3 separate regions of the Homo sapiens genome follow, and all the other regions are linked to region 1. A link is a contact called in ENCODE Hi-C or POLR2A ChIA-PET data. All regions are on one chromosome and are shown on one strand. The core of a region is the stretch at or near the end of the contact, and the rest is flanking DNA. Distances in the headings are between cores, read along the strand shown. Region 1 has its middle 9.3 kb from the start of TRT-TGT2-1. Region 2 holds the start of LINC02257 (long intergenic non-protein coding RNA 2257). Region 3 overlaps LINC01705 (long intergenic non-protein coding RNA 1705).

The links. A loop is a pair of places that touch in the nucleus more often than their neighbours do. ChIA-PET counts read pairs that join two places held with the same protein, here RNA polymerase II (POLR2A). Pooled maps may share reads with other maps.
Region 2: a loop to region 1 is called in a map of mammary epithelial cell, with 24 times the contacts of the local background. The contact joins the promoter of LINC02257 here to the enhancer-like site in region 1. A Hi-C loop is called at or near these places in 4 of 168 maps with a recorded cell type or tissue (HCT116, PC-9, mammary epithelial cell and 1 more), 1 of 37 single-sample maps with no recorded cell type and 8 of 50 pooled maps. POLR2A ChIA-PET finds 5 or more read pairs at or near these places in 1 of 52 experiments (PC-9).
Region 3: a loop to region 1 is called in a map of IMR-90, with 4 times the contacts of the local background. The contact joins two enhancer-like sites. A Hi-C loop is called at or near these places in 2 of 168 maps with a recorded cell type or tissue (IMR-90 and psoas muscle) and 6 of 50 pooled maps. POLR2A ChIA-PET finds 5 or more read pairs at or near these places in 1 of 52 experiments (AG04450).

The regions. Positions count from the first base shown.
Region 1 is chr1:222,454,037-222,457,425 of GRCh38, reverse strand. No RefSeq gene overlaps it. Among named protein-coding and RNA genes, the nearest start is that of TRT-TGT2-1, 9.3 kb to the left of the region's middle. RefSeq lists an enhancer at 1,992-2,041. Within about 2 kb of position 1,890, at least 10 of the 41 ENCODE cell types and tissues checked have a DNase peak (open chromatin) inside an H3K27ac peak, as active enhancers do; they include mammary epithelial cell and psoas muscle, where a contact is called at or near this core.
Region 2 is chr1:221,977,022-221,980,410 of GRCh38, reverse strand. LINC02257 (long intergenic non-protein coding RNA 2257) reads left to right here and starts at 1,891. Exons shown (of 4, transcript NR_149057.1): 1 at 1,891-2,051. The region is part of intron 1 of LINC02474 (long intergenic non-protein coding RNA 2474); the gene reads right to left. RefSeq lists an enhancer at 1,134-1,876.
Region 3 is chr1:222,041,820-222,045,208 of GRCh38, reverse strand. LINC01705 (long intergenic non-protein coding RNA 1705) reads left to right here. Exons shown (of 3, transcript XR_001738485.2): 3 at 3,287-3,389. Among named protein-coding and RNA genes, the nearest start is that of LINC01705, 16 kb to the left of the region's middle. Within about 2 kb of position 1,593, at least 5 of the 41 ENCODE cell types and tissues checked have a DNase peak (open chromatin) inside an H3K27ac peak, as active enhancers do; they include psoas muscle, where a contact is called at or near this core.

The DNA of each region.
Region 1 (3,389 bases), core at 641-3,140:
CTCTCTAGGATGTTCCAAACCTTCCCTCAACTTCCTGTCTTCTAGCCCTCCACATTCTTCCAACCTCTGCCTATTTCCCAGTTTCAAAGTTGCTTTCACATTTTTGGGTATCTTTATAGCAATATCCTACTCCTGGTACCAATTTTCTGTATTAGGCTATTCTCATATTGCCACAAACAAACACCCAAGATTGGGTAATTTATAAAGAAAAGAGGTTTAATTGGCTCATGGTTCCACAGACTGTACAGGAAGCACAATGCTGGCATCTGCTTGGCTTCTGGGAAGACCTCAGGAAACTTACAATTATGGCAGAAGGCAAATGGGGAGCAGATATGTCTTCACGGTAGGAGCAGGAGCAAAAGAGAAAGAGAAGGGAGGTGCCACATACTTTTAAACAACCAGATCTCATGAGAACTCAGTATCTTGAGGACAGTACCAAGGGGGAAATCTGCCCCCATGATCCAATCCCACCTCACACCAGGCCCCACCTCCAACATTGGGGATTACATGAGATTTGGGTGGGGACACAGATCCAAACCATGGCAAAAAGCTACCCAAGTGATTTTAATGTGCAGCCAGAGTTGAGTACCATTGCTCTGACAAAATTTTTTATCTTATATATGAACAAGAAGAGACTTCAAGAGCTTAAGTAACTGACCCCAAATAAAGGCCATACAGTCAATTACTGGCCAAGACTCTGGCCCGCTCTATTCCCCTATTGGAAAACCTCCACAGCAGTCACACTTTGGGTCAATTTCTTACAGAGGATAGCTACAGTCTTTATGTCTTTAAATCTAAATCTAGATATATTATTTGAATAGTGCTAGCATACTCTGGCAGAACTTTTGAGAGTGAGGACTGTTCCAGAACTATCTGTGCTATGTGACCTCAGGATCTGGAGGTGGTGACAGGCTCAGATTTTACAGTCAGGAAAGTCTGGTTTCAAATGGTAGTTCAGCCACTGACAGCTCTGCACCCTTGGCCAAGTTACTTGGCATCTCTGATCTTCAGTTTCCTTGTAATGTGAATGTTTTGTCAACACAGACTGGTTTCTTGGTTGTGAAGACTAAATAAGATAAGGCCATAAAAGTCTCAGCACGTAATTAGTGCCTTTTAGGAAGCCGATGACTTATCCATTAGCTGGTGGTGCAATTTTACCTTTTAAATGATAGCAGTACTAGTAATTATTACTGTTGTTGTTCTTCTTATATTCCATGTATTTGCCTTCCAGATAGGTGGTTCTTAAGCAGAGGTGATTTTGTACCCCCAGGAAACATTTGGCAATGTCTATAGGTATTTTGATTGTTATAACAGGGGTGGAGGTTTGGGGACAGTGGTGGGGTGCCAGTGACACCAGTGGGTAGAGGCCAAGGATACTACTAAATGCTCATAATGCGCAGGCAGCCTCCCAACAACAAAGACCTATCTGACCCGATGGTGCGAAGGTCAAGAGACTCTGCTGTAGATATCTGTAAGTAATTGGGAGCTTGAGGGCCCAGAGCCACTGGGTGGTGACAGGATGATAATTCTCAATTTTTGCTATTGTGTGGCAAGGGGGCAATGTGTTTAGGGGGTTGCAAACAGCTCCATGTCTACTCTCAATCACCACAGAGGAAGGACTTTCCAACTCTTTACATATGAGTTGCTGTGGTAACCGGTAAGTAATAACCCTGGGGTTTATACTCCTTAGAGGTGCTGTGAGGATAATCTTGCACCTAAAGTTTAGAAACACTGGTATCAAAGCCTAAAGAAGACAAGACGATTGCATCAGATCCCACAGGAGGGCTGTCTTTCTCCATGCTTGTGTTTTGGGCCCCTGGGGGTTGCATCAGCCTCCTCACTCATGAGCTCATCATTTATAAATGACAGCCGCCAAAGTCGGGAAGTATGAAACAGTTGCCAAATGGAGAACTTGCTCAGCTTTCTTGCTGGAGCCCTGTGTCTTAACTTACTTATATTAAAAAATAAAAGGAGCACAATTCTGCTAGGCAAGCTCTGCTATGTGAGAAGGGAAGAATACATGCAGAACTTCTCGTTGAGAGCACAGAACATTTTCGTGTCTGTCGAGATCACCGTGGTTGCTGAACGTGGCCGCTGTTGAGCAAGTGGTCAGTAGGTGGCGCTAAGTCATCGCCGAGAGGACGCTCCTGTCCTAGACCTGAGTTACTGTCAGTCTTGGAGCGCGCACACCCCAGAGTGAAAAATATAGTAACAGGAAAGATTTAGTTCTTAAAATAAGTCAGCAGCTCAGCGAAGCAGATACTACCTCGGCAGGTACATTTTCTTTCTTGAACTGATGGAAAAGGGCATTTACTGCCTACAGGCTTCTGGCTACAGAAATCAAACAATCAAAATATTCAATTAAATGAAACCAGCAGCAGGCCTGGCCCCAGAAGAGAATGAGAACCAGCTGGGCTCAGCCCTATGTCTGGGATCCGGTACCGACGTTCCTCTGTACTGACACGTCCGGAGCCAATGTCGAGTCACGAGTCACCCAGGCACGGTTTTCTCTCTCCAGTGAAGGCTTTGGGTGCTGAGATGTGCAGTTGTAACGTGTAGCATGGAGACCATTTTAGTGATCTAGCTGGCTCTTCTTAAATTATGGGAGTCCTGGCCGTACATGTAGGTGAGGACGCCACCTTTCCCACCTACGTGAGAAGGTAGGAGAGTGGAGATCCCTTGAGGCGCTGGAACAGGAGTGTTGTCATGGTGATGGGGCCAGTCACAGGGCTCACCAGTCCCTTTGGCGGAGTCTCTGCCTCAATTGTAAGGGAATTTGGAATCACTGGATCAGATGCAAGTTCACAGTCATGTTGCCACTTTTTTCCACAATCTATAGCCCCCACCGTGAAAGCTCCAGTGGGTCATGCTTTAGAAAGGGGAGGGAGGTAAAGAGTGGGTGGGGGGCTTTGAATCCAATAGTCCTGTATCCCAGCTCTGCCACCAGTGAGCTCTGTGACCTTGCAAATGCCATTTTGCTTAAGCTTCAAAGCTCTCCTCTGTAAAATATGCATAGAATGGGCAGGAGGGCTGCCAATGAGCTGCTTGAAATGAGTTCACATCTCTTGGAAGCAGAGAAAGCTTACAACTAAAGTGGCCAGACAGCCATATGTGATCTTAGAAGAACTGTTGAACCCAGAGAGAGGCCTCGAAAATGGAGATGGGCAAATGCCATTCCCACCATGCGAATCCCTTTCCCATTTTTGCTTGTGGCTGCCCAGACTCGGTCCCTACCCACGCTTAATAAATTCTTACAATTTATTCTCCTGCCCTTCAGCTTGACTTGTAATAATGTAATGATGGCTATCAGGGTTGGAACAGCAAGCACGATACCAGCACTTTAGGAAGATTAGTTTCCTCTATTTAATGCTCATGACTACCTGCAAGGT
Region 2 (3,389 bases), core at 642-3,141, 480 kb after region 1:
ACTTAACACTACTGAACTGTACACTTAAAAATGGTTAAGATGGGCCAGGCATGGTGACTCATGCCTGTAATCCCAGCACTTTGGGAGGCCAAGGCAGGAGGATTGCGAGGTCAAGAGATCGAGACCATCCTGGCCAACATGGTGAAACCCCATCTCTACTAAAAAATACAAAAATTAGCTGGGCATGGTGGCACGTGCCTATAGTCCCAGCTACTCGGGAGACTGAGGCAGGAGAATCACTTGAACCTAGGAGGCAGATGTTGCAGTGAGCTGAGATCACACCACTGCACTACAGCCTGGTGACAGAGTGAGACTCCGTCTCAAAAAAAAAAAAAAAAAAAAAGGTTAAGATGGTAAATTTTATGTTATGTGTAGTTTATCACAGTTAAAAAAGTAAAAATACAATACTGTAGTGTTGTGAAAGGAAGGAAAAATTATACTTAAGGTTAGCAAAGGGTTTTAGATGAAGGGATTGAAGGCTTATTGATACCTAGGGCTCTATTTTATGAAGCAGCCACCTGGTGGCAGGAATTTTAGAAGGAATATCTCTAAACTTCATTAAAACCTTTTAAGGTAGGTATTATTTTACTCATTTTAAAAGATGGGACAGGTGACACTCAGAGAGACTAAATAACTTGACTAGAACCCACAGCTGGCCAATGATAACACCAAGTTTGGGCTCCATAGGATATGGTGTCTCAGGGTACCATGTGGTCTCTACTGAAGGAAAAAAAGAGCTGAAGCCTGAGCTCAGAAAAGCTACAAAAATGTATAGGCACAGGAGGGAGACAAAAGTCAGAAAATATTTAGCAGAAAAGTTAGGTTAGGGAGAGAGAGAGGCTGGGGAGCAGAAAAGTGCAAGGTAGTAGGAGTCTGAGAAAGAATTCTGGGGAAGCAATTTTGGTCTGTATCTGCCTATTTTCATGTAATTTCTTATCATACTACCTTTGTACTTAATTACTCCAATTTTGTTGAGAAAAGCAAGCTAGATGAGCCTCATTTGCTTTAATTCTTCTTTACTATGTTGTTGACTGTTTTGAAGGCATGTTTTAAAAAATCACTCTGTGCTGCTTTCTATTTAATTCTTTATTTGATTGTTTGATCCCACTGGAAATACTCACTGTAGGTGTCACTCAGAATATGTTCTCACTGAATTATCTGCTGGACTACCTTAGAAAAAAACAAATTTACCCAAGTTGGATTCTGCATCTCCCTTTCCCATGACCTGCCCCTTCCATTACCCAATAAGCGTATGCGCATATACTTAACCACCCACACTCCCAACCACACATACACACACACACACACACACACGCCATGATGTATCAGATGTCTCCATGTCTATTACTCTTTAGTAATAAAGGACATCAATTCTTCCAAACCCTTGGCTTTCATTTAGAGATTTCAATTGTTATATAGTAGATATTGAATAAGATGCCATCATCATCATAGGTGTCAGGCCTCTGAGCCCAAGCCAAGCCATCGCATCCCCTGTGACTTGCATGTATACGCCCAGATGGCCTGAAGTAACTGAAGAATCACAAAAGAAGTGAATACGCCCTGCCCCCACCTTAACTGATGACATTCCACCACAAAAGAAGTGTAAATGGTCGGTCCTTGCCTTAAGTGATGACATTACCTTGAAGTCCTTTTCCTAGCTCATCCTGGCTCAAAAAGCACCCCCACTGAGCACCTTGCGACCCCCACTCCTGCCCACCAGAGAACAAACCCCCTTTAACTATAATTTTCCTTTACCTACCCAAATCCTATAAAACGGCCCCACCCTTATCTCGCTTCACTGACTCTCTTTTCGGACTCAGCCCGCCTGCACCCAGGTGAAATAAACAGCCATGTTGCTCACACAAAGCCTGTTTGGTGGTCTCTTCACACAGATGCACATGAAATTTGGTGCCGTGACTCGGATTGGGGGACCTCCCTTGGGAGATCAATCCCCTGTACTCCTGTTCTTTGCTCCGTGAGAAAGATCCACCTATGACCCTCAGGTCCTCAGACCGACTAGCCCAAGGAACATCTCACCAATTTTAAATCAGGTAAGCAGCCTCTTCTTACTCTCTTCTCCAACCTCTCTCACTGTCCCTCAACCACTTTATCCTTTCCACTCTTCAATCTCTCCCTTCTCTTAATTTCAATTCCTTTCATTTTCTGGGAGAGACAAAGGAGACACGTTTTATCCGTGGACCCAAAACTCTGGCGCGGGTCACGGACTGGGAAGGCAGCCTTCCCTTGGTGTTTAATCATTGCAGGGACACCTCTCTGATTATACACCCATGTTTCAAGGGTGTCAGACCACGCAGGGACGCCTGCCTTGGTCCTTCACCCTTAGCGGCAAGTCCCGCTTTTCTGGGGAAGGGGCAAGTACCCCAGCCCCTTCTCTCCATGTCTCTACCCCTTCTCTGCTTTTCTGGGAGAGGGGCAAGTACCCTCAACCCATTCTCCTTCACCCTTACTGGCAAGTCCCACTTTTCTAGGAGGGGGGCAAGTACCCCTCAACCCCTTCTCCTTCACCCTTAGCGGCAAGTCCTGCTTTTCTATGGGGCAAGAACCACCAATCCCTTATTTCCATGCCCCAACCTCTTATCTCTGTGCCCCAATCCCTTATTCCTGTGCCCCAACCTATCTCTGCACCCCAATCCCTTATTTCCGTGCCCCAACCTCTTATATCTTTGTACCCCAATCCCTTATTTCCACACCCTGACCTCTTATCTCTGCACCCCAACCCCTTTTCCCACTTTTCTGGAAGGTAAGAACCCCCAAACCCTTCCCTCCATTTCTCTACTCTCTCTTTTCTCTAGGCTTGCTTCCTTCACTATGGGAACCTTCCACCCTCCATTCCTCCTCCTACTCCCTTGGCCTGTGTTCTCAAAAACTTAAAACCTCTTCAACTCACACCTGACCTAAAACCTAAATGCCTTATTTTCTTCTGCAATACCGCTTGACCCCAATACAAACTCGACAGTAGTTCCAAATAGCCAGAAAATGGCACTTTGAATTTTTCAATCCTGCAAAATCTAAATAATTCTTGTAAAATAGGCAAACGGTCTGAGGTGCCTGACGTCCAGGCATTCTTTTACACATCAGTCCCTTCCTAGCCTCTGTGCCCAGTGCAACTCATCCCAAATCTTCCTTCTTTCCCTCCCGCCTGTCCCCTCAGTACCAACCCCAAGCATCGCTGAGTCTTTCTAATCTTCCTTTTCTACAGACCCATCTGACCTCTCCCTTCCTCCCCAGGCTGCTCCTCGCCAGGCCGAGCTAGGTCCCAATTCTTCCTCAGCCTCTGCTCCTCCACCCTACAATCTTTTTATCACCTCCCCTCCTCACACCTGGTCCGGCTTACAGTTTCGTTCCGTGACTAGCCCTCCCCCACCTGC
Region 3 (3,389 bases), core at 344-2,843, 410 kb after region 1:
GAGTGCATTAGCGTCCACCAGAAAAGGTATGTTTCCTCTGCATTACTCATTAGTCCCTGGATTATCTTGCTATTTTGCCTCTAGGTTTGAGACGGAGTCTTGCTCTGTCTCCAGGCTGGAGTGCAGTGGTGTGATCTCGGCTTACTGAAACCTCCACCTCCCAGGGTCAAGTGATTCTCCTGCCTCAGCCTCCCGAGTAGCTGGGAGTACAGGTGCCTGCCACCATGCCCAGCTAATTTTTGTATTTTTAGTAGAGATGGGGTTTCACCGTGTTGGCCAGGATGCTCTCTATCTCTTGACCTTGTGATCTGCCCGCCTCAGCCTCCCAAAGTGCTGGGATTACAGGCGTGAGCCACCGGGCCCCATCTCCTCTATAGTTTTTTTGTGGGGCCCATCAGAGACTGAATTCTCCACATGGTCTATGGGTGAAACAAAATCTGGAGGCTACTTCTCTAATTTGAGAGGACACCTGTAGATATGAGAGCCCACAATACTGTTCTTCCCATCTATGGCACCCGGGTTTTCCTCTCTCCCATTGTGTTACACATTTATCTGGTTCGACATGAAGCTCCTGAACCAGACTCTATTTCAAGATGCCAGGGAGCTTGCGGGTATGTGTAGTCCACTGGAAAGAGCCCTAATAATTCTGCCTTCAAGTCCCAGTCTAGCAAAGTCATTGGTCCTTACTTTCCTCAGCTTCAAATGAAGGAGTCATGCCTTGTAACTCCCAAGATCCTCTTCTATTCTGATATTCTGGCTTTCATTATCTTGAATTCCATTGTTAGATTGAATTGACCTGTCAGCTTAGAAACAATGATTGGCACAACATCCATATTCAGAGACAGCCTCAGTCTGACTGTCTGGTCTTTGTCGGCACAACGCGGTAGGCAAATCTCAACCTGTGAGTCTTCTTTTAGAGACCTTAAAACAATCTTGAAAAAAAAATAGCAATGATGTAAGTCCGAGAAGTAGGGCCCCTTTACAAATAGCAACGCTGTGGGTTCATACAAACAGATCTGATGTAGCTCCTATTTTAATTGAATCACCCACTTGGCAACTGAACAACAACAATAAACTGCTTGTTGCTGGCTTATGTCTCTGTCAGAAAAAAACAGTGTTCACTCTCAAAGGCTTCTGGGCCTTTGCTTTATTAAGAAACTTGATAAATATAGTTCAGTAAGTCTGTGGTCCATCTCAGATTTATAGCCAGCTTGCTAATCTAACCAGATAGGATCTCAGGGCAGAAAAACATATGCCTGGTTTTTGTTTTGATGAGACAAAACCCCCAAAATGGGAAGTCCATGTTCTCCTGACTCAGTCTCCCAGGTCTGAGTGCCTGCCCTGCTGTAGCTGGGCTGCCACCCCAGGCCTTCCCCCTCCTGCCCAGCCTGCGGCTGCTTCTGTCCTTCCTGCAGCTGCCCAGACCTTTGCTCATGTGTGCAACCTTTTCAGAGGCCTGTTGACAGGTTTGAAAATAAAGCAGGCGATGTAAAGAACACGCAAGTCATAGATATATGAAAATCAAGCAGTTTGGCTCTACGGAGCGGGATTAGTGAGGATCAGCTGTGCAGCCAGCCTGCTCCTGGGAGGGAGGCCGAGGAGGCTGCCTGAGGCTGGGGCGCTGGGGCACTCTCTGCCTCAGCTGTGCAGCTGCAGCTCTGGGCCATCTCTGTCTATTCTCAGACACTCCTAAGCTGTCCCAGAATGCCAGGGCACATAGGCTGCCAAATTGCCCAGGTGGGTCCAATAGTAGTTGATAATGTGGTGCTTGGGAAGGGACCTTTCCTGTCCCCACACGGTGAGGGGCAGGGCTTCTGCTGGGGCAAGAGACCTGAGACTGGAAGCTGAAGTGGGAAGGGCAGAGAGAAGACCCATTAGGGGCAAACAACCCTCAGGGGACACTGGTAGCTTTGCACAGTGTCAGACTGTACTTGTAGATATTGGGGGAAAGAGTAAAATAACTATGATCTGAGAGTGATACTCAGGAACTCTGATGTAAACGTGAGGTGATGATACTCACACCCTGGAGATGGGGCATCTGCTTCTCTTTCTATTTTCCTACTTTTTTTCTGCTGTTTATTCATATTGTTTTGCAAAATAATTATTCTGCATCCAAAAGTCCATGAGACAGCAACTTCTATTTCTTTATGCAAATACGTCAATACCTCTCTGGGAAAAATAAATAAAATAAAAGGTTCTGAGTATTGGGAACCATGCTCTGAAAAGTATCCCAATGATATGATAGGAACAGCATGAGTACCCTGCAGTGACAGCTGATTCACATGGGGGACTCACAGGCATCTCATTTTAAAAATGAACTGACTCTTCTGTAGACCCTGCAGCCTACCCACAACTTGGTGTCCTCACCTCCATCCCTGTCCCCGTGCTGTTGAGCTTGTTCCCTCCAGGTTCAGGGTGGCTGTCTGGTCCAGTCTGACCAAGCCCCCTTCTAGAATAGGCACTGGAATTTGAGAGATTACAGAAATGAGCTTGGGACCTTTAGACTTTTCACCAGATGGAAAATTTGCAAACATGTTTTTCTCTATAACCAGGTTGAGTGATCACACTGTCATTACTAGACTGCCAACTTCATCAAAATATTAATAATTGTCTTAAAAAGCTGATGAAACCAGAATAGTCTGAAAATAGGGATGGAAGATGATTCTCATGGAAAAGAGAAGGCTGAGTGGTCTGAGTGGTTACAATGTGAGCTCCAGTCTTAGAGAGTCCAGGAACTAGAGAGAGACACGGAATGTACACTGATGGAATCGAGAAAATGTCGCAAGTGAATGCAAAGACTAACCCAGAGAGGTTACTTGAGGACCTGCCTTTTCTCCCATAATATGTGCTATGATTCAGTCAAACTAAGCCACAAGATATTCCTTTAATTATCCTGTGCATTCCTCTCTTTGCTCAAATGTTCCCTTTTCCAGGAATAAAATTCCCACAGTACCATTAACCTCCAACATTTCTTGAGGAATTTCTTTGTGACAATGTACTGAAGGCTTGTGCGTCACATCAACTATCTCATTTAATCCTCGTAACCACGTTATGAAGTAGGTGTTAACATGAGCTCTGTCTTGCAGCTGCAGAAATTATGACGTAAAAGCTTAAGTAACTTGCCCAAGGTTAGGTTGGTAATAAGAGGCAGAGCTGGGGTTCCATCTTAGGCAGCCTATTCCTAGATGGTACATCTTTAACATCTATGTGCACCAGTAGAGAGAATGCTGCTGTTCTAAGGATCCTTGAAGGACCAGCTTGAATTCATGAGACTTTCTTCCCCCAGGATAAAGCGCTCCCTTGTTGGTGTCCCCACAGTCCAGGCTGGTGCTGATGCCGTCCTGCCGTCCTGCATCAGAGCCACTCATGCCCGTGTGCGCACTCTTTGT